Linked DNA regions of Mus musculus: all the other regions are linked to region 2. Evidence: chromatin contacts called from ENCODE Hi-C or POLR2A ChIA-PET data. All regions are on one chromosome and are shown on one strand. The core of a region is the stretch at or near the end of the contact, and the rest is flanking DNA. Distances in the headings are between cores, read along the strand shown.

Region 1 (6,551 bases), core at 2,016-4,515, 1.7 Mb before region 2:
CAAGGTGAGGAACATTGGGGAGCATTTAGAAAACCAGAGAGGAGCAGCCCTTCAAAAGTCAGCATCATAAAGCGCTATTAATGAACATGGTGTGTTGATACACAAAGGTGGGCAAGTAGACCAGTGGAACAAAGTAGAAGGTTCAGGAAGACACCCTGATACAGAAACATAAAGACATTAGAAATACAACAATACATTTTTTTAAATCCCTAAGACCTAGTATTTATTAGAATGTTAGAATCACCATTAACTTTCTTAGGGGCCAGTTTCTTCAGACATAAAAGCCAGAGATCCTAAGGAAAAAATTGTTGGATTTTATAGTACCAATGTCTGATGCTGTTTCAAGACATTGAGAGGCACCACGGTCCTTTGCATTTTGTTGACAGTATGGGGTCAGAAGGTAACTCAGACTAGGGGGGAAAAGATATTTTTTTTCTTTTTTCTTTGAAAGATCTTTGTGTGCCTTCAAAAATCGGTTCAGTGCAGTGTGGCGAGTATCAGAAGGAAGAGTTTAGAACAGAAAAAACTTTAGTAGGAAAACTGGGTGGAAATATATGGGATGAGGTTGGCGTGTGTTTTGGATATAGTGAGTAGGATATCCTGAGATGTAAGAAATACAAAATTGTGAGATTTTTGCCTATATCAACTGGTAATCTTTTTAGACATGAGGATAAAAGAAAAGGAAAAAAAAAAGGTGTTTGATACTCAGGATTGAACCCAGTGTCTCACGCATGCTAGGCAAGCACTGTACCAAATGAACTACAGCCACCCCAGCCATCTAACATGCTGTTTTAAGTGCTTTTGAGTTGTCTGCTAAATACATGAAGGGAGCATCTGCTGTTACGGGGATTGTTGAATATATTAGATTGGGATTGTATGGAGAGTTCTGTAACATAGGATTGGAATTTAGGATTTACTGGCGTGTGACTAGGCATTTAAACCTTGTGACTAGGTTAGGAAATAGGTGGCTACCTAGGGAGAGGTTGTGTAAGAACGGTGGTCACATTCTTCCATGAGAACATCCAGCTGCTTGGAAAGTGAGTCAAGGAAAAGTAAGCTAAGATAGGGGAAGAGGCCACGCATGTAGAGAACCATACAGTGTCACCTGAGATGAGAGACAATAGACAGGTTGTTGTTACTGTTGCATTTCAGATGTTCAATCTCATTGCCAGCTTAAGCATCAAGAGAGTTGGTGAAATTGTCATACAATTCCAGGGAAATGAAAGAGAAGTCTTCATGACACGTATATGAGCCAAAGACATGTAGTGAGGCTGTGGAGTGGGTGAAAAGAGACTGTGTACAGTTTGGAGCGATAGTAAGCATGGAAAATACTGAGGCAAAGGGGAGATCTTATCTCTGCGGGAGCTCTTACAGCCTACTGACTTCCCAGAGAGCTGATGAGCCAGGACCTAGAGATAAACTGGTTTTGCAAATAGAGAGGGTCCAGTCCTTTTGAGTATGTTAAATTAACACCCCCCAAAGACTTTAACAAGATTTTGGGGGGGGGGTGCCTCCAAAATCAATCACTGTGGGGGTCCTAAGCATAGGCATTGTTTAAACAGCTCTCCCGGGGAGCAGAATGAATAGTCAAAGACCTAAGCATAGTGTTACATTCACTTGCGCGGTATGCCTTGTTCATTCATGTTTTATGCTTATGAATCTGTGTGAGGTGAGAAACCCCATCTCAGGACTGGGGAATTAAAACTGCATACCCTATCCATAAACCCACCACTTCACTATCATCTAGCAAGCAAGCAAGCAAGCAAGCAAGCACGGCTAAGTCTTTCAGTATAAATATAAAACTGAATCCGAGGTATCAGATTAGCTATGCTCTTAGGTAAAATCGCTTTTAACCCATGGACCACGGTCTTGCATTTTTTCCTTTAAAATTAAAACAGTGCATTTTACGTGTCTAATAAAAAATACAACCCGGAGTTTTAGCAGACACACAAAAATACAATTTGTGGATTTACTGGAATTCAAATCTGTTCTGCAGAGTACATTCTTAGTCATAAGAAAAGATGCTCCGTAAATACCCCTGTAATTAGTCTTTCACACACCTGTGCTTATTCCCTTAAATTTCTTGGCAGTGAAATGGTTCCATCAATAGTACATTAACAAACTTTTAATAATTCATCGATTTTACTGCCAGGGAAGAAATACCATTTATCTGCCAAGGAAATTCATGGGCACAGAGAATAAAGCCAAAATCATCTTTCTGTAGTCTGTTCTCCCCTCCCCCATTCCTTTTCCTAGAGGTAACCAGTTAAAAATTTTTTTTTTGCAAATTGTTCCAGAAGCTTTGCCCACATTTGTATATTTTTTAACAAAGAAATAAATGAGAGAGAAAGAAAGAGAGAAAGAAAAAAAAAACCACTTACCATTTCGTTTCTACAAACTTCGGCAACGGGTTTTATTTCATTGGGATCTATTCCGATCCAGGTCCTTTATGGCAGCGATACCTCCGTTATTTTTCCTGGTGACATAGGAATGTCTTCTATCAGAGGCAGGCTTGGTAATCTACCTGCTTGCTCTCCTCGCAATTTCTTGCTATTCTATGCAGTGGATTCACGCAATGATGGTTGACCACATGCGATTCAGCGCGCTGCCATAAACCGCCTTCACCCGGTATCTCAGGTTGGCGTTTCGCTATGCAGACAGTCAGGTCAAGATTCTTCCAGCCATTTGCATTGTCCTGTGACTTGCGGTCTCTTTTGCCCCCTTTTTTGCTTTGCTTTTGTCCTTCCCTTGTTGGTTTCCAATAGCTCTTCGTTTATTAAGGAAATTAGCTTAGTGCTTGGGTGTTGCAGGCAGAAAAGTCCTTTCTTCCACCTTTATCGTTCGTGGTTAGACCTCAACGTATGTGTTTCTGTCTCGATTTTTCATGGTTTTTCTTTTTTCCCGATTTTAGACAAATATATGCTTGTCGTTTTTCCCTCTCTCTCTTCTCAGGTTTTGCATTGGGGCATCATTAGTAGGTATTTCTGATTCACCCCGATTTCTTTTGGGGGGGCTGCATCCCTTCACACCCACATCCCATCCCCCTTTTCCAGACTCTGCTTGGGGGCCCCTAACACTGACTCCGTTGACGTCAACTCCGTGCCTTGGCGCCAAGCTGTTGCCTTGACAACAGCAGTCTGATTGGCAGGGTGTGGGAGGCGTGGTGAGGGCCCAAAGCGGGGAATGGGGTCTTGGATTGGTTAGAGAGGAAGCTCCGCCTCTGCAGAGGACCCTGACAAGGAGGTGTCCCGCAGCCCTTGCTGCAGACGCTGGGGAGTCAGGAGTCGCGGGAGGACGAGCATCGGAGGAGAAGCGGAGAGATGTCCACCCTGGGCTGGTGGCGCCGCCGGGCGCCCGGTTCAGTGTGGGTGCACTAGACTGCCGACCCTGGTCGGGGTGTGTGCGTAGAGTGCTGTGCTCCGGGAGGTGAGTCAGCCGGCCACCTGGCTGCTCTGCAGCATGCACCCTCTTAGATACCGTCTGCAGAGTTCAGATGGTGTTTGGGGTGCGTTGCCGCGGGCCAGGGGCGGCAGACCATATCACGGCTCCCAAGGGTAACTGACAAGGCTGCAGACTGCGCCTTCGGGAAGGGGGAATCACCACGGAGCGGCCGTGTTGCCGCAGGGATGCCATTTAGGTGACAGGGATTTAAAGAGGTATTCTATAGGTCCAGGCCTCGGAGCCTCAGGGTCCCGCGATCTTAGGGTCTTAGGGCTTTAGGTGTGAACCACCCAGAATCCCGGGAGAATCCAGGCTCCCTGTCTCATCTGCGTGGCCAGCCACGCAGATGATGCAGAAGTCCTGTTACAAGACCACCACAGTGGACATCAGAGTGCCGTCTCTGAGCAACCTCTTCTGTGGTTTCATTTTCTTTGCTCAGCAAAGTCTAAGGGCTATGCGGTTAACCCGATCGCCAGGTCGTCTGGCTGGCAGGGTCTTCGCAATCTAGCCATCTACCGCTAAGCGCGGCACTGTTCTTGGGGGCGGGTCTTGTTTTGCCGCAGTGGCGGTGGGCGGGGCTGAGGGCAGCTTAGGGGCGGGACTAAAGCAGAAGCTGTGAGATACTTTTCGGCTCCACCCAGTTGGCGCCATCTTGGAGGGTGGAGACAGGTTTGCTGCACAGGCTTATCCTGATTGGCTGCCTATGGTGGGGGCGGGGCCATGGCGGACTCAGCAGGCCCAGCCCGCTTGGCGCCATCTTGAAATGACCGCGGATTTGCCGCGCAGGCGCCGCTTTAGCATCAGATAAAGAGACTAAAAGGCCGAAGTGGCTTGAGTCTATGGGGTGCTAGCTCCTCTGGCTCTTCCTTTGCTAGTTGGCAGTAAAGATGCACCCCAGTTGTCGGCTTATCTGACTGGCCGAGTGGCCTAGACCCTCACTCAGTCTTAGTTTGCCGCACGAATGCTGCCATCTCGCGGCCTTCCATTTAAAGGATGGAACGGCAGGCTCAAACAATCCATTTTTCTGTGGCTAGATTTTGGTTGCAGAGCCTCAAATTGACATCAAGTGACGGGTCTTTTGACCCTGGACTGTATCTGGCTCCATTTATGAGGAGCACTGTGGGGTTTATGAAGAGTTAAAAAGTGTCGCCCGGTTGTCTGGAGGGAGAGGCTATCGTCCTGAGTGACTGACAGACAACAGGACCTTGTTCACCTTTGCTGGTTATACCCGCGCCACAGACAGAAACTGTAATAGGTGCCATCATGAGTGACAGCCCAGATGGCTGCAGGAGGTGGGCTTTAGGGAGGGGTTATTATTCTGAATGACAAGGCCTCATAGCTCCGCCCATCCTGGCGCCATCTTTCCTGGCCAAGGGCGGGGCTTCGATGCTCTGCAGGTATCTTGAATGACAGCTGGACGGGCATGCTGCATAGAGGCGGGCTATAAGGAGGGGCTTTATAATCCTGAGTCACCACAAAGCCCCACCTACCCTGACGCCATCTTTGCTGGCTGATGGTGAAGAAGGGAGTGGCAGGGCGGGGCTATGAAGAGTGGCTGCTGATATAGTGAGGCACAATCTTGAATGACAGCCCATCCGGCTTCAGGGGGTGGGCCTGAGGGTGGGGCTCAGGCCTTGATTGACGTGGCCACACAGCTTTATGGGCCTGTGAAGTTCTCAGCGGGTGTCATCTTGAGTGACAGCTGGATGTGTTTGCGGCAAGAGGCGGGTCAGGAGGAGGGGCTCTCTGGTCTTGAGTGCTCACAGAGCCCCGCCCAATTTGGCGCCATCTTTGCCAGCAATAGCTGGCCGCGCTAACCTTTATGGTGCAGACGCCATCTTGAATGACAGGCTGGCTGGGGGTGGGATCTGAGGGAGGAGCTTTCTTGTCATGATTGATTGGAAACCAGTTCCACCCACCTTGGCGTCATCTGTTTGCCATACATGGTGTGTCTGAAGTGATCACTGAAGGTGCCATTTTGATTGACAGCTGGACTGGCTGGCTGCAAGAGGCAGGCTAGAGAGAGGATTTATGGTCCTGAGTGCTAAGCTGTCTTGCAAGGGGCAAGCCCTAGGAAGGGGTTATTATCCTGACTGATGGTACAACTCACCCCTGTCTATCCTTAGCGTCACCACTGTTGGCCATGGGGAGGCGGTGTCTGAAGTAAGGGTGTCATCTTGAATGACTGCAGGACTGGCCGGCTGAAAGAAGCTAGCCAAAGGGGTGTGGTCTCTCTCATTCAGAATGAGCAGGGAGCTCTGCCCACCTGACGCCATCTTTGCTGACGTTTCTGGTGCAGTAGCCATCTTGAATGACAGCTTGTTTTGCTGCAGAAGGAGGGCCAGAGGGCGGAGCTCTGATCTGGACTACAGAACCCTGCCCACCTGGGCGCCATCTTTACTTGTCATGGTTGGGGGTTGTTGTCTAGTGTTTTTTTGCACTGCTGTCACCTTGAGTAATAGCTGGAGTGGCCACTAGAGGCAGGCAAGAGGGAAGGAAAGAATCTCTGGTCCAAGGGACGATACAGCCCTGTTCACCATGGCATTATTTTTTATGTCTCTGTCATTTATGGCGCATGAGCAATCTTGAATGACAGCTGGGTTGGCTGCAGGGGCAGGGCCGAGGGAGGAGCTCTTTCTGAGTGACTGGGCCACAGAAGTCCGCCGGCCCTGTCGCTATCTTTGTTGGTCACAAGGGGGCGTCTGGTATTCATTCCGCCAGTGTCATTTTGAATGACAAGTGGGCTTGCTGCAGGAGGCGGCCCGAAGGAGGGGCTCTCTGGTACTGACTGCAGTACCCTCCTCCCTCTGGCGCCATCTTTGTTGGCCACAAGGGGGCATCTGGTATTATCTGTGCAGGTGTCATCTTGAATGACAACAGGACCTCGCTTCAGGATTCGATTCCTGATTGAACTGGTCCTCCACCTTCATTGGCGCCATCTTTGTTGGCCACAAGGGGGTGTCTGAATTTTTCACTGTGGATGTGTCACCTGCAGGCAGCAGGTCTGAAGAAGAGGCTGGCTTTTTATTAGTGACAGTTACAGAGCCCTGTTTCATCTTGGTAGTGGGACCTTAGGTGTTTTATCTTAGGTACTGGCAGATGTCAGGGGC
Region 2 (6,836 bases), core at 2,979-5,478:
AAGTTTTTACTGCACAAGTTTTGAACATCATCTCAGCCCTGCCTTCTCAAGCTCACACCCTTCTCTCTAAATGCTATTGAGATGGTCGATGCTGTTCACACTCCTCAAATCACACCCTCCAGCTGGCCATTGGCCCATACATCAAGCCCTCAACTTAGTTTTTCTTTCCAAATAAGAAGTTCTCTGGAAAAGAAATGGGAGCAAAAAGTGTCTATGGAGAATTTGGAAGAATTTAACTAGGATGGAGCCTTGACTCACGTTTGCATAGTAGGTCAAAATTTTTGTAGTACTTGTCTGGTGGAGGTCAGATTGGGCAAAGGCTTGTTCCAAGTCATTGGTTCTTTGGCACCAAGCTAGGGAGATGTGTGAGATGGGGTTGTCTCCAATCACGCACACACACCACTGTCAGGCAAGGTAATGGAGGAGCACTGAAAGGGACAGGCACCATGACTGAACACACAGTGGAAGTCAGTAGGCAGGGATTTATTTCCACAGCCCATGCCTCCCAGAGCTTCTCAGTCCACAGGAGGGTGCCCAATGGCACCAGGACCCAGAGGTTTAGGTCCCTGCTTTTGATCCCCTTCCATGGTGGGAATACCACCAGAAACAAGGGTGTCTTGGCCTTCTTGCCCGCGCCCAGCACCAGCTGAACCCCCTGCTGTAAACCCAGACAGGGGAGAAGTGGTGGAGGATATGGGCCAAGTAGGCTCCTTTCCTTCAGGACTCTCCTCCTGTACCCCTTCTTGAACAGGGATGCCCTCGTCGTCGTCCCACAGCGGTTGGGTTCTTGGGTTTGGGGGGCACAGGCGCACAGGCATCCCCACAAGCTCTGGGTGTTTGCGTTTGTAATGGCGCCGGAGAGTATTGGCCTCGGTGAAGCGCACCCTACATGAGGGACATTGGTAAGGTCGCTCACCAGAGTGGATGCGGTGGTGATGTGCGAGCTCCCCTGCCTCTCGGAAACGGCGAGGGCAGAGCACACAACGGAAGGGCCTAAGGCCAGCATGGATGTTACAATGGCGCCGCAAGTGGCTGGACCGTTTGAAGGTCTTGCCGCAATCTTTGCACACGTGTGGCTTCAATTCTGAGTGTGAGATGCTGTGGCGCTCCAGGTCAGAGAGGTAGGGGAAGGCTCTCAGGCACACGGGACAGAAGTGCGGAGCCCTCTTGGAACCAGAGCCCTGGGGCCCATCTGCTGCTGACCCTTCAGGAACTGTATAAGGAACACCCTGATCATCGATCAACAGAAGATCGCTGCTGCCACCGCTGTCCACTGGTGCTGTCAACGGGGTTTCCTGCTCTGATCTGGGGGGACGGCCCCTCTTTCGAGGGAGGGAGGACTTGAGAGTCCGATTGGAGGTGGTGGCTCCCCCTGGAGGTCGGCCTCGGCGCCCCCGGGGAACAGGAGGCAGTAAGGCCAGAGGTTTTTCTTCCTCCCCAGACAAAGTTGAAGGCAACGGGTCTGAGCTGGGGTTGTCCATTGAGAAGTGGGGAGCTCGAGTCTGGGTACTGGAGCCGGCTAAGAGAAGAGAGGGGGCGGTGTCAGTGTGGTGAGGGTCTAAGCCCCCGTGTACCCCAGTATCTCACCTATTCCTTCTAAAGACTTTTGAGATCCATATAAGACATTCTGTATAAGTTAGTAAGACATGCTGACTGCCCTCCACCAAAGGGTGTCCCATAACTTCTTAACCTTTGGATCTAGTTTTTCTTTCATGGAGGTTAAATAAGAATCCCCCTCTCCCACCAGGGTTCTATGTTTGAGTGTTTGGATCCATTAGTGGAACTGTTTGGGAAGGATTAGGAGGTGTGGCCTTGATGTGGTAGGTGTGGCCTTATGGAGTAGTGTTTCACTAGGTGTGAACTTTGAGGTTTCGAAATCCCACACCAAGCCAGTCTCCTCCTCCCTCAAACCTATGGATCAGATGTCAGCTCTTAGCTACTGTTCCAGCACCATGTCAGCCTGTTGGTCACCATTCTCCCAACCAAGATAGATGATCACGGACTAACCCTCTGAAAAATATAAGCATGCCTCCAATTAAAACGCTTTCTTTATACGTTGCTATGGTCATAGTTTTTCATTACATCAACATAACTACAAAAAGCCTTTAAAGTCAAAACAAGCCAAAAATAAATAAATTTTTGAAAAAATCCAGCTAAGAATGTAGGCCTTGAAACAGCCCATCAAATTCTGGGTCACAAAGGTCTCAAAAGGCTCCTGCTCCCCACAGAGATGGGGGGGCATGAAGAGAGACAAGTCCTAGCCAAAAGCTATTGATTTGTGAAAGATATATATGAAAGTTGCTAAGAGTCTGGGCTTTGAAGTCATATACCCAGAAATCAAATGCTGAGTCTGTCCCTTCCTTTGTGTGACCTTAGCCAAGATCCTTACTTCTCTGAGCTTATTTGTGTCTTTTGTAAGATGGAAATCGGGGATTTTTGTTTATTGGTTTGTTTGATTGGTTTTACCTACTAACCCAGACATGCTGTGAACATAAGAGCCAGCACTACAGCACTGGTCGTTGAGCCTCACAGCAATCCTCTGAGGGAACATTTTCAAAGGGTTTCATTTGGATCCAGTTTGGCCAACAATCACCATGTGATTCTACAAGTGGCTTTGCCTGAGTCTGTTTCCTTCTCTATAAAGTCAATATACCAAGGTTGTTGGGAGAATCGACAGGAATGAGGAAGCTTCAAAAATGTCCTTAGTGCACAGTCTAGAAAATAGAAAGCTCCAGGACTTTCCCCAGTGCCCACAAGATCCCAGGATAGTAGGAATTGAGTGTACTTGGGGTCAAAGGTCAAAGGTGCAGCTAGCAGCAGATTCTGTCGGGGGACCCTGCACCCCTCTTTTTATTATTTTATTGTTTGGTTGGTTTAAAGTTTTGTGTGTGGTGTTGGCTATCCTAATCAGGGCCTCACACATACTGGGCCTGAGCTACACCCCCAAAACTTGCACCCCCTTTTAATATGCACATAGCATGAGGTCCACACAGAAGCAACTTGTCCAGGATCATATGGTTCGCACGATGAGGAAGCCTGGACAAGAAGCTGAGTTTCTGAAACATACCTATGAAGTGACAGAGTGGCTCTTCGACCCTCTCCCACCCACAAGTCCGGTACGACGCGTGCCTGTCAGGCGCGAGTGGCCCAGCCCGCAAGCGGGGCGGGCCCTCAGGGTACGGTGGCCAATGAGCGGCGCGGGGACATTGGTGGCAGGGGCTGCCAGAAGGGGGTCTGCGCGCGCGAGCCCAGACCGCTCGGCGGGGCGCGAGGTCGACGTGCGCAGGAGAGAGCAAAGAAGCTGGGAACAGGTGCCGGGTGCGCGCTTATGCGCGCGCGCCGGGACCACCCTCTTTCCCCCATCCCCCCCACCCGGGCCCCCCGCCTCTGGGTACCTCATTTGCATGCTGCCTGGGCTCGCGTGTGTACGCGCGCGCGCGCCGGGGGCGACGGGCCGAAGCGTGGGAAGGGGCGGGAGAGAGGGGGCCCAGCCCCTAGGCGGCGGCGGGGCGGGGGTGTGGGAGGTAGCAGAGCGTGAGCTGGACCCCGCCCCTCGGCACGGAAGCCGGGGGCCCCTCCCTCCCTTCCCTGCTGCCAGCGCCCGCGGGGAACAAAGAGGATGCCCTGGGTCCCAAGGCCCCGACACGCTAGCAACAAATGCGCCTGCGTATCAGGCGCCTTCGTGTGCCCAGTGACAACGCACAAAAATCCCCAACCACCTGCAAAAATGCCTTTCCTCCCACGAAGCCTTCCCAACCCGGTGACCCAATCAAATACAGGTACCGGATAGATGAGAAGCGGGAAATGGCTGCTAAGTGCCCCTAATTAATATGGCGCCCATCAGCTTCAAAGAGCCATGGAGTTAAAGTAGTAAAATGGTGCTTGGTGTTTCCTAACTCTGAACAAGTTTGACCACTTGGATTTTTCTCCCTCTTCCCGCATCCTTCCCAGCAGAAGTCAAAGACTAGAAAAAAAAAGCAATCTTATCTAAACACATCTATGTTAACTCTTTGTAACCGCACCGTGGGCTACGAAATGCTGCACGCTGAGAGTATTGCCCTTAGTCTATATGGCGCCGCGGGTAACTTAGGCCCCGCCCCTGCCCTGCCCTCAACAAAGATGGCGCTAGCCTAGCTTCTTTAACCTCCGCGGCTGGAAATAGGAAAGGAAAACACAGAAGGGCGGGGCGGGGGCGGGATAGAGAAGCCAAGAAGGAGGGGTAAAGGGGGGTTGGGGGGGCGTAGAAGAGAGCTGAGGCGGAAGTCGAGAGGCCCCTCAGGTGGAAGTGACGCTGACCCCGCTACCCAAAATGTCGGCGCCCAGAGGGAGGTGTAAGTAATTAAACAGGAAAGCGGACAGACTTTCCCGGCCCCCCGGAGGCCTGCCTGGTCTCCAGGACCTCCGCAACGCAAAAGCAAGGTGGTCTTGCCTAGTTCCTGGGCCGCTTGACCTGCCCCCGACTCGGGCGCCCGAGACTGCACCTTGTAGGGGCAGGGAGAGGGGTACAAAGGGCCAGTTTTCCGGGCCTTGTTCGCAAGATCGAGCAGGGGTGGGGGTGGGGGCCGGCTGCACCAGACACCGTAGGGCGCAGGAGGGGCGGAGCTTAAGGTGGTCGGGGCGGGGCAGAACTGGAGGAGTAGCTTGTTGAGGCGTGGCTTATAGTTGGAGGGGAGGGGTTTCAAGAAAGTGTGGAGACTGGTTAGAAAATGGAGAGGTTTATATAAAGTGGGGCCTAGCAAAGAGGCGTGAATCTCATGAAATGGGGGAAAGGGCCTTGGTTGAAAAATTGAAGAAACTTCGTAAGATGAGGGGAAAACTGGGGTCCAGTAAGACAACAGAGGCCCAGAGTATGTTGTGTGAAGTTTGCCTGAGGTGTGACTTAAAGAAAAGCTTACCTTGACAAGGGGGTGGGGGTGGGGGCATTAGCGGGGCGGTGGTTGCGCACGCCTTTAATCCCAGCACTTGGGAGGCAGAGGCAAGCGAATTTCTGAGTTCGAGGCCAGCCTGGTCTACAAAGTGAGTTCCAGGACTGCCAGGGCTATACAGAGAAACCCTGTCTCGAAAAAAAAAAAAAAGAAAGAAAGAAAGAAAAAACAACAAGACAAGACGGGGGGCGGGGGGGGGGGCAGCGATCTAGGTGTGCAATTTGGAAAGTTTTAGTGGAACTATCAGGTTTTTATCACGAAGGTAAAAATGCTTGGGGGGGGGGCTTGGCGGCAAGCTAAGAATATAATAGCGAAGTAGAGGTGATTATAGAAAAATGTGACTTATTTGAAGGAGAAGTTAGGTGGGATTTGGAAGCAAGTCTCAGTGAAGATTTAACTTAGAAAAGTCAAGTTAACTAAGAAGCATATGAGAATAAAGAAACTAAGAGGAACTTGGTCAAACTGCTCAGTTACGTCTTTCCTGTGCCTCGGCTTTCCTAAGTGCGTTGTACAGCTTGCTACAGTTTTACTTAGCTCACACCATCACTGTATGAAGGAAACACTGGCATTCCCATTTCATTGGTAAAAAGGTTTTGTTTCTGAAACTACAGAACTAGTGTGAGCTCCCTAGAAGCACGAGGTGAAGGCACTTGTTTAAAAGAGAATCAAGAGCTTAGGGAAGAGAGGGAGGGGCTTGAAAGAGGCAGCCCACGCCCAAGCAACAGTAGGAGGGCCTTAGTCTGTAGTGCGCAGGCTTGGAGAGGATTGAGGGAGAGCTTGAGAACACCTTTTGAAGAAAACAACGTGGACGTGGCTAGGAAGGTTAGAGAACGAGGAGGCTTTGTAAAGAGTGGGAAAATTTTAAAGGGTAGTGGTTGCAGCTCGGTGGTGGGGGTGGCTTAGCACTTTGAGAGTCTACCTGGGCCAACTGCTTCTGAGCCAAGAGAGCCGAGGGAAGGGATGGCCAATGGAGAGGTGACTCTTACTGGTGTCTCTTTTGTACTCCAGAGAAAGCCCCAAGCCACCTCCGGACCTTCCGTCATGGAAGACTCCTCGCTGCCTGTGGTTCCTGCCCCCATCGCTGCTCCAGGACCAGCACCATCTGCCACTGCGCCTCGGGTCCCCTTTCACTGTAGCGAATGTGGCAAGAGTTTCCGTTACCGATCAGACCTGAGGCGCCACTTTGCTCGACACACGGCTCTCAAGCCCCACGCATGTCCTCGATGCGGTAAGGGCTTCAAGCATAGCTTCAACTTGGCTAACCACCTGCGCTCACACACTGGTGAACGACCCTACCGATGCTCTGCCTGCCCTAAGGGATTCCGAGACTCCACTGGCCTGCTGCACCACCAGGTGAGTCCGGGGAGCCACATGTGGCTCAGACACTGGGACTCCATTCCACTCAGGGAAAGGCAGCTAGTGATGGCCCTGGCTAGTAAATTTGCCCCGCAGCCGTGTGTTTACACCATCTTGAAAATATGTTAGTGTACACCCAATAGGTCCATGTACACCCACCTCCTTTATTCTACAATGATCAATTTCCCCTACATGGAACACAGGCCTTCAAGGGAACTCAACGAGGCCTACAAATGATCAGGCACCAGGTAGAGGTTAAAGAAAGCAGTTTCTGCCAGGCAGTGGTGGCACACGCCTTTAATCCCAGGCAGAGGCAGGCGGATTTCTGAGTTCAAGGCCAGCCTGGTTTACAGAGTGAGTTCCAAGACAGCCAGGGCTATGCAGAGAAACCCTGTCTCAGAAAAAAAAAAAAAAGAAAGAAAAGAAAGAAAGAAAGAAAAAGAGAGAGAGAGAAAGAAAAGAGAAAGCAAGTAAGCGGTTTCTGAGAAAAGAGTTCTCTAAGGGAGATGTTGGGAAGCAAATTTAAAAAAAAAGAAAAAATGAGAGCATGGTGAT
Region 3 (6,615 bases), core at 1,861-4,360, 1.1 Mb before region 2:
GTTTGAGCTCCTGGAGCTGGAGTTACAGGTGGGTACTAAGGAACCAAATTTGGGGACTCTGGAAGAGTAGCAAGCACTCTTAGCCTCTGAGCCATCCCTCCAACACCAAGAAGTTTATTTTCTCATCATGTAACAATCTCAGGTTGGGGCTGGAAGCTGGTCTCTACAAACACTCATTTACAAACCCAGCTTTTCTCTGGCTTTACCTGTTTTCTCTGGCCCATGTTATAACCAGCAAGGCCAAAAGAATGCCAGGCAGGCATATCTGTTTCCTAAGCTCATTGGCTCGGAAGTAGCCTATGACATTTCTGCTCTAGCTTATTGGTCAGAACCAAACACGAGACCACATTTAGATGCCTAGAGATGCTTAGATGCCCTTGGGTGTGAAGAAACACCAGGGAATAATTTGGCATAGTTGCATGTAAAAGAAGAGCCAGTCTTAGCAATCACTGAGCTATGTGTGGAAAACTGTTATGGTCAAGATCAATTACCAAACTGGAGAGATGGCTCAGCAGTTAAGAGTGCTTGGTCCTCCTGCAGGGGGCCTGGGTTTGGATCCTGGCAGCTATGCTGGGCACCTTAAAAGCACCTGCAACCCCAGCTGCAAGGGAATCTAATACCTCTCGCCTCTTCCGGTACTGCATCCATGTGCATACTTTGGCATACATGCATGCCCATAAATTATTTTAAAAATGTAAAAAAAAGATTGACGACCAATTTGAGGGGATCTAGATGGATCTAGACAAGCCTCCAACATACTGTGGGAGATATTTAGATTAGGGTAACTGAGATAGAAAGACCCACATTACCTATGGGTGGCACTGCTCCATGGGCTGGGGTTTCTGGAGAGCTGAGTGCCAGCATTCACCCGTCTGTTTCCTGACTGTGGTTGCAATGCCATGATGGACGGGATCTTCAAACTGTGCGTTCAAGTAAATCCTTTCCCCTTAATTGGCTCTGGTCAGGCATTCTGCTGCAGCAAAGAGGAGAAGTAACTTATTACAGAAATAGCCTAGGAATTGGCTGCGTGGGTAATAGTCTTTAACTTTGCTTTAGATTGAAATCGGGAAGAGTCAGCAAGCTCATAAAATTCATATGGATCATAGAACTCAGAGAGTTACAAGATTCAATAGCTATGGCCAGGAAAATGGCTCAGGTAGTAGAGTGTACTTGCTGCCAAGCTTGACAACCGGAGTTAGACTCCCAAGACTCACATGATAGAAGAGGACCAACCAACTCCTGATAGCTGTTCTCTGACCTTACATGCACATGCATGGACACACACACACACACACACACACACACACAGTGCCTGCAAACCCCAGAAATGGAAAAAAAAATAATCCCACACAAATCAGATACAAAAAGTGACTTGAGGATAGCTGGCTGGAGTTAGAGAAGGAGTACACCCTGAGCATCACGGTGGAGTCATAGTGGGAAAGGAGATAAGGAGATAGGAGGGGCAAAACAGAATTGCACATTTACTAGAGTTTAAACAAAAACAAAAACAAAAAAAGATAAAGTTTGGAGAGACAAGAGAAAGCCTGGGGTGCCCAGAGCCTTGGTTCCTTGTAGTTGTCACTGAAAGTGGCACAAAGCTGTTCCCGTTAGGGTTTCGTGGGTACTAGGTGAGTGTGTACCCCTGAGCCTTTGAGGCTCACCATGGAGAAAATATGTATCTTCAGATTACTTGGTTTAGCATTCTAAGAATTCCTCTGTGTGGCCCAGGACTCGGGATGGAACAGTAACTACCGTGGCTGTGTCTGATGCTGCCAGTTTGCCTTTTAGTTTTGTTAGCTTTGAGCCAGGAAGGGATAGTTAATTTTTTTTTTTTTTTTTTTTTTTACTGTCCTCCGTTTACTCTTTACCTTTGGGGCCATTTTAATACCCCTGCTGTGGGTTCGCCTTTAGCCTTTTGATCAGTTACAAGCAGCCTGTGATCTTTATCACCCGTTGAAAGGTCCTGGCTGGTTTATCTTTAATCTAACCACGGAAGTCCAGCGCTTGAACATGAATTACAGGCAGTTTGGACATTTTCCATTACAGGGCTCAGCATAGGCCTCCTCTTGAATTTTCTAACTCTCTACACATCCTTAACAGTCTGCTGAGCAAAGACTTCTGGAGCACCTTGCTAAGGAGATGGCTATGCTTTCCATTTTCTTAGCTTGTCCTCAGGTGTCATGTATCGTTTTGCCTGTGGGCTTTGCTTCTTTAGGCTGCCCAGGATTTTCTCTGGTGCAGGAGGAGTTTGTTTAAAAAGTCCATCCCTTACTTAGTCCAAGTGTCAGCAGCACCTGACGCCTGCTTTTGTAAAGGTAGTTACGTGATGATGATACCATTTGTCTCAGAGAAGCTGACATTGACTTTCAAGTTTCAAATTGTGCCTTGGAAGCAGATATCTGTAGAGGGTCCTTTCATTCCTTTTCTTCATCATCAGCATCCTCCAAACTGTGATGGACCTTTCTTCTAGGAGAGTAATAAGTCATAAACACTTAATTTGGAGCCCTACTCTGAAGGTTCGAGGTCATTCTTGCTATGTCACTTAGTAAGGTAATGTGACCTCTGGTTCTCTGCAAAACAGGCCGATTTCAAGATGAGGTCGTCCCAAAATGCAACCCGCACCGGAGGCTCGAGCGGAAACATTTTGGGGAAAAACTCCAGATCTCGTGAACCGAATTTTTTCTTGAGACCGGCGTTGGCCTGGAAGCGCCCCGGGGCGGAAGGGGTTACGATGATAGAGACGACAGGAGGACTGGAGTAGTGGGAGCGTCGCCGCGGGCAGCTCACCGCGCAGGCGCGAGCGACGAGGCTGGGTTGGGGGCCGCCCCGACACCCGGAAGTGTGCGCCTAACGGGTCGAGCCCAGCCTTCTGTCCGGGGAGGGGGCGGGGCCCGAGCCCCTCGGAGCGAGGCGCCATAGAGCAAAACGGAGGACCTGGGTCCTAGATAATTCCGGAAGTAGCGTCCCGAGGCGCCTTTCCGTACCATAGAGCCGGAGGGGGTAGCGGTCAGGGGTCCTGGAGCTCCTCTGCCTAGAGTGGCGAGGTAGCGGTGGCGGCCTGGGAGGGGGAGGAGAGGGAGAGGCGCGAGCGGAAGCGGCCGGGAAGGTCACTTCCGGCCTGGGCGCCCGTCCCCCTGACCCCAGGGTCTGAGTCGCCGCTGCCGCCGCTGCCACCATCCGCGAGGCAGGCGAGAGGAAGAGTGCGGCGTGACGGCCCCGGGGCCGCGGAGGTGAGGGCGGCCGCGGGCTCAGGGGGGCGTGCGCCGAGTGGCTGGGATGAGAGCGCGTCGGGAAGCTGGGCTTCGGACGGGGGTGGGTGGGGAGGCGGGAGGGCGAGCGCGGCAGAGCGGACTAGTGCGCGTGCGTGTCGTGTTAGGGGTGTGTGTGGGGGGGGTGGGCGTGAGCGGGCGCGCGGCCGGGGAGTTCGCGCGCGCGCGCGGGAGAGATTGGCGCCGCGGCCTGGGACAATGCGCGTGCGCTACTCCGGCGGCAGTGCTGGGCCGGCAGGCACCTGGGTTATCCAACCGGTGGGGTCCGGGCCACCCGGACTGGACTTGCAGCCGGTCATGGCCGGAAGTGCCAGGGACTTGTTGCGGGGGCGAGGCTTGATGTGGGGAGAGACCCCGCCGCCTGGATTGGGCTGACCGGAAACGGCGGCCCATGGTCAGTCTCGGCCCAAGTTCTCCCAAGTCCTCTCCTTCCTCAAATCGAGTCGCCTGGCCCGTTGCTGCCTCGGGGGCCATGCGCTGGCCTTTGATCCAGCGAGTAATTACGGGATGCAGGTGGCGGGAGGCTCATTCATCTATTTCCCCCGCGCGTGCTGACCGGCGGCAGGAAACACGTCCTGGGAGGGGAAGCGCCAGGCCAAGGTCAGCACCGTGTGGGTCGTCCTGGGCCGCCTGGACTGTTGCCTTCCTCCCCTGGGCGGACACAGGGCTGGGTCCAGCGCGGAGCCCCGCCCCTTAGCAGACCTCCCGCCTCCACCTCCAATCTGTACAAGAGTTAGGTCATAGGGTGACCCCCAAGCCCCGGGAATGTGTGCCCCAGCACTTACAAAAGGTCAGTCGGAAAAGTGATCCACAGACGAAGAAGTGAGTGGGGAGTGAACTGACACCTGTCTTAACACCAGGATAGGAAAATGAACATGAACTGGGGTTGGAAAGCAGGAGCTGAGACCTGACCCAGGACGACCTTAGGCGTTATTGCCCAGGTCGTTATTAAAAACGCAGACCTGATGGGTTCCCCCAACCCCTTAATTTCTGATTCAGGCTCCATGTTTGGCGTTGTTGAGAATCTAGCTGAGATCTGGCCTCTGCTCTGGGGAAAGCTTTAAGCCTCTTGGGTCAAGTGCAGGTAACTTTCCCCTCCTGCTTCTCTGGAGTCACTGAGTGCTGTGCTGCCATGGCCCAGAGAACTTTCACATTAGATTCTGACTTGGTTTATCTCATGTGTTCTCCATCTGAGCAGAGAAGGGTATATCCTCAGGCTTGGCCCATGGTGAAATTCAAGAATGATTTGCAGCTACTGGGAATATTGCCCACGAGCTCTGAAGCTCAATTCCTCGCTTCAGCTCCTAAGTTCTGCAGCCATAGATAAGAAATTTCATGCCATTCCTCACGAGGACACAATAGAGGTGTTAAAGTGATACACCCAGAGCAAGGGTTTTCATACTTTTGCTTTCAGGCAAAAGTTCAAAAAGTCTCTGGAGCCAGCTCCTGAGTTCCAATTTTGGCTCGTTTATGGTTCCGTGACCTTGGATGTGTCACTTCCCCCTTTCCCAGGCTGTTTCCACTACTTAATTGTTACACTGTTACAGTTCCCTGACTATGCCCAGTCCATCAAGACTACAAACTCCACTAACCCCAGGGCATTGAATTTCACTGGTGGGGATGTGGGTTGGAGGGCTGTTCTCAAGGTTTCCATGGGCCAGGCCTGCTGGTGGGTGACACTGGCCAACTTGACAAGGCTCTTGTAGTTCTTGTTTTGCAGTAGCTTAGGACAATAGGGAGATATGCCAGAGTGTCCCTGAGCGTTTTAGGCCCTACAGGACGTGGATGCTGAGTCTTGGACAAGGGGACCCTGAGACTTATGGGAGATGGCAGAATGTATAGAGCTCAAGGCCATCAGTAACTCTGTAGTCACTAATGGGCACCCATAGCTCTGTGGGTCCCAGACACACTTCACAGACTTTCCAAACCCACATTGTCATCCTCTGACTGACTAGGGATGCACCAGGTGTTGGGCCTCCATATTTAGGAGAGACTGAACATTTGATGACTTGCTTTGAGAGGTTGGCAGGCACCTGCTACAGAGTTCTCTTGACACCCTGGGACAGAAGTGGTCACCTTAGTTTTGGCAAGATAGGACACCTACTTGCTGGTACTTGTGTGCCCTAGGCCGTAAAGTAGTTTCAGGATACAGTATGTGTAGCTTTGTGATTGTAGTGCCACCCCTTTAGTTCTGTTGGGCATGCTGGATCTGGGGTTACAGCCCTATTCTTAAGTGCTAGCCATTGGGTTGGGCTCCTGGTTCCCTATTCCGTGGGTAAAATGTTAGGAGACTGCATACAGGGCTGCTGGCTGGAAGACTCTTGAGACCTGGCCGCATTATAGAAGACCTATAGTAGGATGATTTGGAATAGGATAAGCAGAGTAGAATAAGCGGAGGTGACTAATACTGGTGGCTGGAATGGGTAGGGAGACTTGAGATCTGTGCCAACTGTAGTGGAGGCCTCACTAGCCAGCAGGACGAGTGCAAGCTGAGCTGTTATGACCTTGAGGTAGATCCTAGCCCCTGTCCAAGTGGGCTGGGTGACCCTGTTGCCACTGTGCTTTTCCTATTCTGTCTCTGCCTTGGCCTCTCCCTTTGGGCTCCCAGAACAGTGGCTTCTCTCCTGTTCCTGGTGTGGAGTGCCTGCCTTACAGGGGATAATGCTGGGGACTAGATGCTCATCAGATAAAATCTCAGCCTCAAAGCTAAGGGCAAGGCTGCTGAGAGCATAAGTTTGGGTTTGTGTGCAGGATCAGTTGGTCAGGGCAGAGTATAGTTCCTACTCTCCTTTGAGGACTCAGTCTTCTGGAAATTCCTTGTGATGCTTGGGGGAGGGAAACCCATAGGAGCTTAAACTCAGCCAACAGAAGCAGATGTTAATTGGGAGCAAATGCCGGTGTCCAGAGAGGAAGTCTGGCCTACCCAAGTTTGACTTCGTGTTTGCTCTGTGGCTGTAAGACTTTGTATTAGCCCCTCAGCTGTCTAGCCCTTGGCTTTCTCGTCTCTGAAACAGGTATAGCAGTGATAGTGTGCAAGAAATGCTTCCTGGAAGTCGGGCATGGTGGCGCATGCCTTTAATCCCAACACTCGGGAGGCAGAGGCAGGAGGATTTCTGAGTTCAGGGCCAGCCTGGTCTACAAAGTGAGTTCCAGGACAGCCAGGGCTATACAGAGAAACCCTGTCTTGAAAAACCAAAAAAAAAAAAAAAAAAGAAAAAAAGAAAGGAAGAAAGAAGAAAGGAAGGAAGGAAGAAATGCTTCCTCAAATTGAATTGAATCGAATGGAATTGAAGGTGCCTGCCTCAGGTTTCGTGTTCAATACTGGACATGTGTCACAATTTACTAC
Region 4 (6,699 bases), core at 3,602-6,101, 1.3 Mb after region 2:
CACAGCCCAGCAAGCACACAGTTTTTAAATGTTAGTGCTGCGGACCCAAATTCAGGTTCATACATTTGTACATTTCACTGAACCATCTTCTCTGCCTTTTAAACTTTTTTTCAGCTTTAACAACTTTCACTGTAGAGGTCTTTCAAGTCAGTTAGGTTTGAGGGAGGTTTAATTCATGAATTTTTAACCCATAAATTGTATTACTGAAGCTATTAAGACTCACTGACTTCTAACCAAGAAAAAAAAATGTCTCTTCGGGCTGGTGAGATGGCTCAGTGGGTAAGAGCATCCGACTGCTCTTCTAAAGGTCAGGAGTTCAAATCCCAGCAACCACATGGTGGCTCACAACCATCCATAACGAGATCTGACTCCCTCTTCTGGTGTGTCTGAGGACAGCTACAGTGTACTCACATATAATAAATATAAATAAAAAAATTTCTCTTCAACTCTACATGGGGACAGCAAATCAACAGTCCTAGAAGCTCCAGGGTGGGCTGGGGACTTCCAAAATCCTGCAGCACATACTAACCAACCTAAGCCACAAACCTGTTGAGAACTACCCACAGGTAGCTGCAACTCACATTCTAGAAGCTGTGCCGGGTAAAAGAACCATGCTGAGTGGAGGACGAGGACAGGACAGGCGATATGGGCAGGTGAGGATTGCTTAGTTTCTGATAAAAGGATGAGATTAATCTCATTGTGAATGTCTGGATTACTCTAATCCGAAGGATTTTGGGAAAACTTGGTGCCAAATAGGTCCTGACTATTCACTCCTGGTGGTGCCTAGTTGAGCCAGCCAGCTTACTTCTGAAGGGCCCAGAAACTCAAGATAGGCCTCAAGTCTAAACCAAACCTTGTTTAACGTGTTTTTTAACTTTTCCTAGACATGTTTAATGACATATTCTTAAGTGTCTCAAGAAAATTCATGTGAAAACTTTAAAAGGACGCCATAAGTTTCATAAGGTTTAACTCACTAGTTCCAGGAATTCCTGAAGACTAATGATGCTAGCTTGGTATTTACTTTCCAGAAGCAGGATCTTTTATTCTCCCTCAGTTTGTAAGAGCACCACGGTAACTGAATCTAACTGAAGTTTTTTTCAAGGTAGCAAAGCTATCACTTTCTAGCCCTGACTTCTCCCCTAACATCACAAAGAATTCAACACCAATGTTTCACTTTGAATGAGAGCTTTGTTCTGTAAGGTGAATGCCTTCTGATCTACTCAAATCACATTTTCATGTAGCCTAAGTGACTAAACCATGGATGGAATTACCAGTCAGACCTCCAGATAGTGGTCACTTGCCATTGCCTTAGCAGCTTTACAGTACTTTTTCCTGCATCAAAGCTTGCCTTAAAAGATGACCGGGGGGGGGGGGGGGGGGGGGGGGGGGGGGGGAGGCCGGGACAGGCTGGTGAGATGGCTCAATGGTTAAGAGCACCCATATGGTGGCTCACAACCACCCTTAAGGAGATCTGACACCCTCTTCTGGTCAACTACAGTGTACTAATTTATGATAAATCTTAAAAAGCTGACTTGATTTCTCAAGGACTGAAATGTAGAAGTAGCAAGCAGCTGTCCTTCAGTTGCTCTTGCTCTCATTTCTCAGTTCAAACCGCGTATCTGCAAATCTTCCTGTCTGACTCAAGCTTCTCGGCAAGGGAAATAGAGAATGAGGAAGCCAGCTTCGCTCCTGCCCAGGACAACACAAAGCTTTAGATAGGGAAGTTCTCAAGCAGCCCTAGGCAAACATCTCACTAGCTTATCTCCTGCTCAGCAAAACCACATCTTGAGGCAGATGACTTACAAGAGCCACCCTAGAAGTATTCAAAGCAATCTCACTAGAGACTGGCTCCAAATGGCTTGCTTTCCACTGTATCACAGTGCAGATAACATGTCTCCCTTCTTGGGAACATTTACCAAAATAGGTTAGTTGGACAGTAGCACAGCCTATGTGTAGTGGAGCAGTTGCACTCACTACAGAGGCACACCAATAAACCAAGTATCAATTCTTTTTTATTTTTCAGCTGGAAAACTAGACAATCCTCCAGTTCAGCCAAGTATTAATTAATCCTCTTCCTCATCATCACCAGCTCCAGCCCCGCCCTGGCCTTTCTTGGCATTCTTCCTCTTCACTCGGCCTGGACGGCCGCCGCCATAAGGAGAACGGAGGGAGAAGTCGATGTGCTTCTGAGAGTCCAGGCGAACAATGAAGGATGGGATGTTCACCACCTGCTTGCGGACCCTGGACAGGAAGAACAGAATAAGGGGACAAAGTGAGGCTGAACCATTTGGTCCTGCCCTTTGACTCAAGCAGGCTCACAGGCACTCCTGACCTCAGACTCAGTAACTTGGAAGGAAAACAAGAGTGCCCATACTAATGCTTTGATTTGCTTCCTGTCCACATTGTAATGCCATGTGGTCTCAAACCACCTCAGACAAGAGTACATCTCTGCCCATAAACGAAAGCTGGTGAGAAAGAAATCTGAGACTTCACTCTGTATAGCTGTCATGATTGGTGCTCATTTACAGAAGGGTTAACGAGCATGCAATTTCATTTACCCCAGTCACTTCAGACAGGTGCATTCTCAACTGGCAAATTAACAAGTAGAAATATAGCAATGAAGGCCTAGATTGTACCTCCACAGACAGCTTTGTCACCTCAACATTGACTCCAATCTCCCTCCAGGGGGGGTGGCACCAAGAGCTGTTACCTGTCCAGCTGCTTGAGTGCCTGGCAGACACCTTCACAAGGTGTACGGCTTGAGCCGCAGTGACCCTTGCGCTGGGCTATGGGGAAACAAGGCTGTCCCCAGTCCCCCATAAGCTGTTTGCAGGGCACGATTCTGAACCCTCAAGGGTAAGCTCACATCTGTCAGCTCCAAAGGCTGCACAGGAGATAGAATGGCAACTTAGCTAACGAAACCAACGGCACAAGTAGGGAAATAAAGATTTACAGGCCCAGCTGCAACTCACCTAATGTGACGTTGGCGGATGAGCACACGGGCATGGTGAATAGATTTGGCCAGGCCCAGCTTAAAGACCTGGGTCTGCAGCCGCCTCTCCAAGAAATCCTCAATCTTCAGGCCCAGGATGTAATCCAGCTTCATCTTGCCCTCGTCCAGCACCCCAATGCGAACAAGCCGCCGCAGGAGAGCATTGCCTGTGACAGGGGGAGCAGCAGCCAATGAGGCCCGACCTCAGACTTCCCCAGTCTCTGAGTAGAGGACTACAGCTTTCACTCATTTTTGTAGGGAGCTCTGGTGCCTGATAACTTTTCTTCCCAGAGCCCTAGGCTTGAGACCCTGACATGGCCACTGTGCCACCCTTTCACCAACAGGCATCACGCAGGCTTACAGTTTTTCATCCAGCCTTTAAGCCTAAGATTAAGAGCTCTAATGCTCAACTTTAAAAACAATTTTCATTTTCACAACATGAAAAGCTAGGGCTAACAGTTCAAAGGCAATCTGAGCTACACAGTACCATCAGGCCAACAATATATACACAAACAGCACACATTTATTCCTCAGACTACTCTCCCAGGAGTTAAATGAACTGTGTATGTAGGCCCAGTCACCTATAAGAAACCCTAAGTATGGAATATAAATATGTTAAAATATAGGCTCAACCTGGATTAACATTGTATAAACGCTACCCAGATGCAAATGCAAAAATACGTCCCCCGGATGGAAAAATAATCATTACTCCTCTTACACCACATGAAACTAAATAAAACATCCAGTATTAAGACAGAAAAAGCATTAGTGCAACTCCCATTGTCTTTGGCCTCCATTTGTCCAATGCAGACAGAACTAGATTCTAGAAACTCAAAAAGAATCCTTGTGGTGTGATTGGGGGGCGGGTGGGGGGGTGTCGCAGAGAGGAAACTGGGAAGAGAAATAACATTTGAAATGTAAATAAAATAACCAATAAGAATCCTTGTGACACATACCCAGCACTTCTGAATTTCTGGCAGTTTATGGCAAGACTGACTTACATTTGAGTTCCAGGCCAATCTACACCAAGACCCTGTCTCAATCCCCACTAGCCCAACTTGTTCAGTCACATCTCCCACGCCCTAAAACACTCAGCAACCACCACTCCTTCGAAAATAGGCTCATACACACCTTCAAACAGACGCCGGGGATCCTTCTCGTCTAGCGTCAACAGCTCCCGGGCCGCCTTACGGATCTTGGCCAGGGTAAACTTGACCCTCCAAACCTCACGTTTGTTCCGGAGTCCATACTCTCCTGCACGTGGTTGGGAGGAGACCGCGGGGCAAGAGCCATGGGTTACTACATGTGCATGGCGACTAGAGAACACAAAACTAAACTGCAATCCTCTGGCGCCACACAGGATGCTCCAGAACGAGCACGTGGGAGACAGACATCATGGCTACCTAACTCTTCCCGGATCCGCAATTCGAAATTCTACTTTGGCCACTCACCAATCAACTTTAGCTCCTGGTCGAGACGCGACTTCTCGAAGGGTCTCCGTGGGGTCACATAGGTTTTGCGACAAACCCAGCTTCTGGCGACCGGCATGTTGACCTCGCTAGGCCGGCTGCGCCTGCGCAGTAAAGTGTCGTTTTAAAAAATAATCTTGTGGCGCATGTGCAGCAAAACCCCGCTAGGGACACGGCGACACCAACTCGGCTCTCAGAGAAATCCGCCTTAGAAAACTTGAAAATGGGATTGTTCCACAACCGTGTTGTAACTTCCAGCCACCTTCGCCCCACCCTCTTACTCAGCATGTTCATGAAGATTCGAATGGCTCCGTTACCTTACACCATCAACCCCTAAAAGGCGAACTCAACAATCAGAACACTCACCTACGAACTCAGGCCCGAGACAAAGAGAGACAAGGCGGTTGGACCGAGGTCTTATAGTAACGTCGCCTTGTAGTGACGTCATCACGCACCGCTCGCGACTACGCCAATCAGAAGCAGGAAAGCCATAGAGACGAGCAGGCCGGCTAGAGCGGCGCTTCGCTGGGCCGACTTGCCAGTGAGGTGGTTAGGCGATTAAAGGGCTATGGTGACATTTGGTTAATCCAAGAATTAACGAGGCTGCCCCTTCCAGGGCTAAAGCATTGATTGAGTAACCACAGTTGTCACTTTTTGTTTCAACAAAAACTCTTGGTAAAAACTTACAGGGAATTAAGGGCAGCAGCCAAGGTTCCCCACCACTGTCTCAATCTCATGGCAGTGCCCTTGCCCTTAAAAGTACTCGGGTTTGTTTGGAGAGATGGCTCAGCGGTTAAGAGCACTGATTGCTCCTCCAAAGGTCCTGAAAATCCCAGCAACCCCATGGTGGGTCACAACCATCTGTAATGAGATCTGACCACCTACAGTGTATTTAGATATAATAGATAAATAAATCTTCTTTTAAAAGTGCTAAGATTTTAGGTGTGAGCCACAAAATACAATAATAAAAAATACAAACATTATGAAAATAGTATAAATATGTCGTGCTGGGCTTATTTTAATATTGAAATACACATCTTGTGCTGGTTTGTCTTGACAGCTTGACACAAACCTAGACATGTGGAAAGAGGAACTCATTTAAGAAAGTGCCTCCATCATCTTGGCCTATAGGCAAGTCTCTCCTAATCTATTTATTGTTTTGATGCAGGGTTTCCTATCAAATGACTATGAATTCCAGATCCTTCTGTCTATACCTCCCAAATGCTGGAATTACAATCCGCTTTCATGCAACTGATATGTTTGTTTGTTGAGACAGGGTCTTTCCTCTTATTCCTGGCTGTCCTGGAGCTTCCTATTCAAACTCACAGAGTTCTGCCTGGCTCTGTCTCCCAAGTACTGGGATTAAAGACATGCACTACCACAGCCAGCTTTGTGTATATCTGATATTTTATAACTATTTTTTATTTAAGGGAAATGGGGTCTATGAGTCCTGGCTATCCTGGAACTATGAACTATGTAGCCAGGCTGGCCTCAAACTCATAGACATGTCCTTGCCTCTGTCCTTGAATAGTAGGAGGATAGGCCTGTACCACTAGGCCTAGCTCAGATATTTTTTATTTTAAACAGTGTGATTGGTAAGAATTTACACTTGCGCGGGGCAGTCTTTAATCCCAGCACTTGGGAGGCAGAGGCAGGTGGATTTCTGAGTTCAGGGCTACCCTGGTCTACAGAGTGAGTTCCAGGGCTATACAGAGAAACCCTGTCTTGGAAAAAAAAAAAAATTTGCACTTGCATTTGTATACTCAAAAGGCATCTTGTTCATTTAGTCTGGGAGGACAGATTGGTAGACAAGGAGACAGATTAGCTTACTTTCTGGGTCAAACATTTGCTTTCTAAATTTTTTTTTTGTTGTTTTTTGTTTGTTTGTTTGTTTGTTTTTTCCGAGACAGGGTTTCTCTGTATAGGCCTGGCTGTCCTGGAACTCACTCTGTAGACCAGGCTGGCCTCGAACTCAGAAATCCGCCTGCCTCTGCCTCCAGAGTGCTGGGATTAAAGGCGTGCACCACCACGCCCGGCTGCTTTTTAATTTTTAAAAATGATTTATTTAATGTGTACAAGTATTTTTCCTGCCTATATCCACACAAATACTCCATGTGTGTACCTAGGACCTTCAAAGGTCATAAGGGGTTAGATACCCAAAGACTGGAGTTGTGAGCCCTGTTTGTGCTGTGAACAAAACTCAGGTACTGGGGCTGGCAAGATGGCTCAGTGGTTAAG

The links. A loop is a pair of places that touch in the nucleus more often than their neighbours do. ChIA-PET counts read pairs that join two places held with the same protein, here RNA polymerase II (POLR2A).
Region 1: POLR2A ChIA-PET joins it to region 2 with 14 read pairs in embryonic stem cell. The contact joins the promoter of Peg3 here to the promoter of Fiz1 in region 2. POLR2A ChIA-PET finds 5 or more read pairs at or near these places in 3 of 5 experiments (Patski and embryonic stem cell).
Region 3: a loop to region 2 is called in a map of T-helper 17 cell, with 3 times the contacts of the local background. The contact joins the promoter of Zfp787 here to the promoter of Fiz1 in region 2. A Hi-C loop is called at or near these places in 2 of 37 maps with a recorded cell type or tissue (T-helper 17 cell and v-Abl transformed pro-B cells). POLR2A ChIA-PET finds 5 or more read pairs at or near these places in 1 of 5 experiments (embryonic stem cell).
Region 4: a map of T-helper 17 cell shows a loop between it and region 2 (4-fold over the local background). The contact joins the promoter of Rps9 here to the promoter of Fiz1 in region 2. A Hi-C loop is called at or near these places in 1 of 37 maps with a recorded cell type or tissue (T-helper 17 cell). POLR2A ChIA-PET finds 5 or more read pairs at or near these places in 2 of 5 experiments (Patski and embryonic stem cell).

Annotation. Positions count from the first base shown.
Region 1 is chr7:6,727,133-6,733,683 of GRCm38, reverse strand. It overlaps Peg3 (paternally expressed 3), which reads left to right and starts at 3,265. Exons shown (of 9, transcript NM_008817.2): 1 at 3,265-3,426. It overlaps Usp29 (ubiquitin specific peptidase 29), which reads right to left and starts at 3,101. Exons shown (of 8, transcript NM_001360502.1): 1 at 2,382-3,101.
Region 2 is chr7:5,012,120-5,018,955 of GRCm38, reverse strand. It overlaps Fiz1 (Flt3 interacting zinc finger protein 1), which reads left to right and starts at 4,228. Exons shown (of 3, transcript NM_001110329.1): 1 at 4,228-4,331; 2 at 5,934-6,278. The coding sequence starts at 5,967. Zfp524 (zinc finger protein 524) reads right to left here and starts at 3,448. Exons shown (of 2, transcript NM_025324.2): 1 at 3,396-3,448; 2 at 468-1,519. The coding sequence starts at 1,481. The coding sequence ends at 516.
Region 3 is chr7:6,152,460-6,159,074 of GRCm38, reverse strand. It overlaps Zfp787 (zinc finger protein 787), which reads left to right and starts at 3,110. Exons shown (of 3, transcript NM_001013012.2): 1 at 3,110-3,230. It overlaps Gm36371 (a long non-coding RNA gene), which reads right to left and starts at 1,856. Exons shown (of 2, transcript XR_391130.2): 1 at 810-1,856.
Region 4 is chr7:3,702,193-3,708,891 of GRCm38, reverse strand. It overlaps Rps9 (ribosomal protein S9), which reads right to left and starts at 4,851. Exons shown (of 5, transcript NM_029767.2): 1 at 4,828-4,851; 2 at 4,444-4,565; 3 at 4,124-4,246; 4 at 2,973-3,159; 5 at 1,995-2,241. The coding sequence starts at 4,540. The coding sequence ends at 2,064.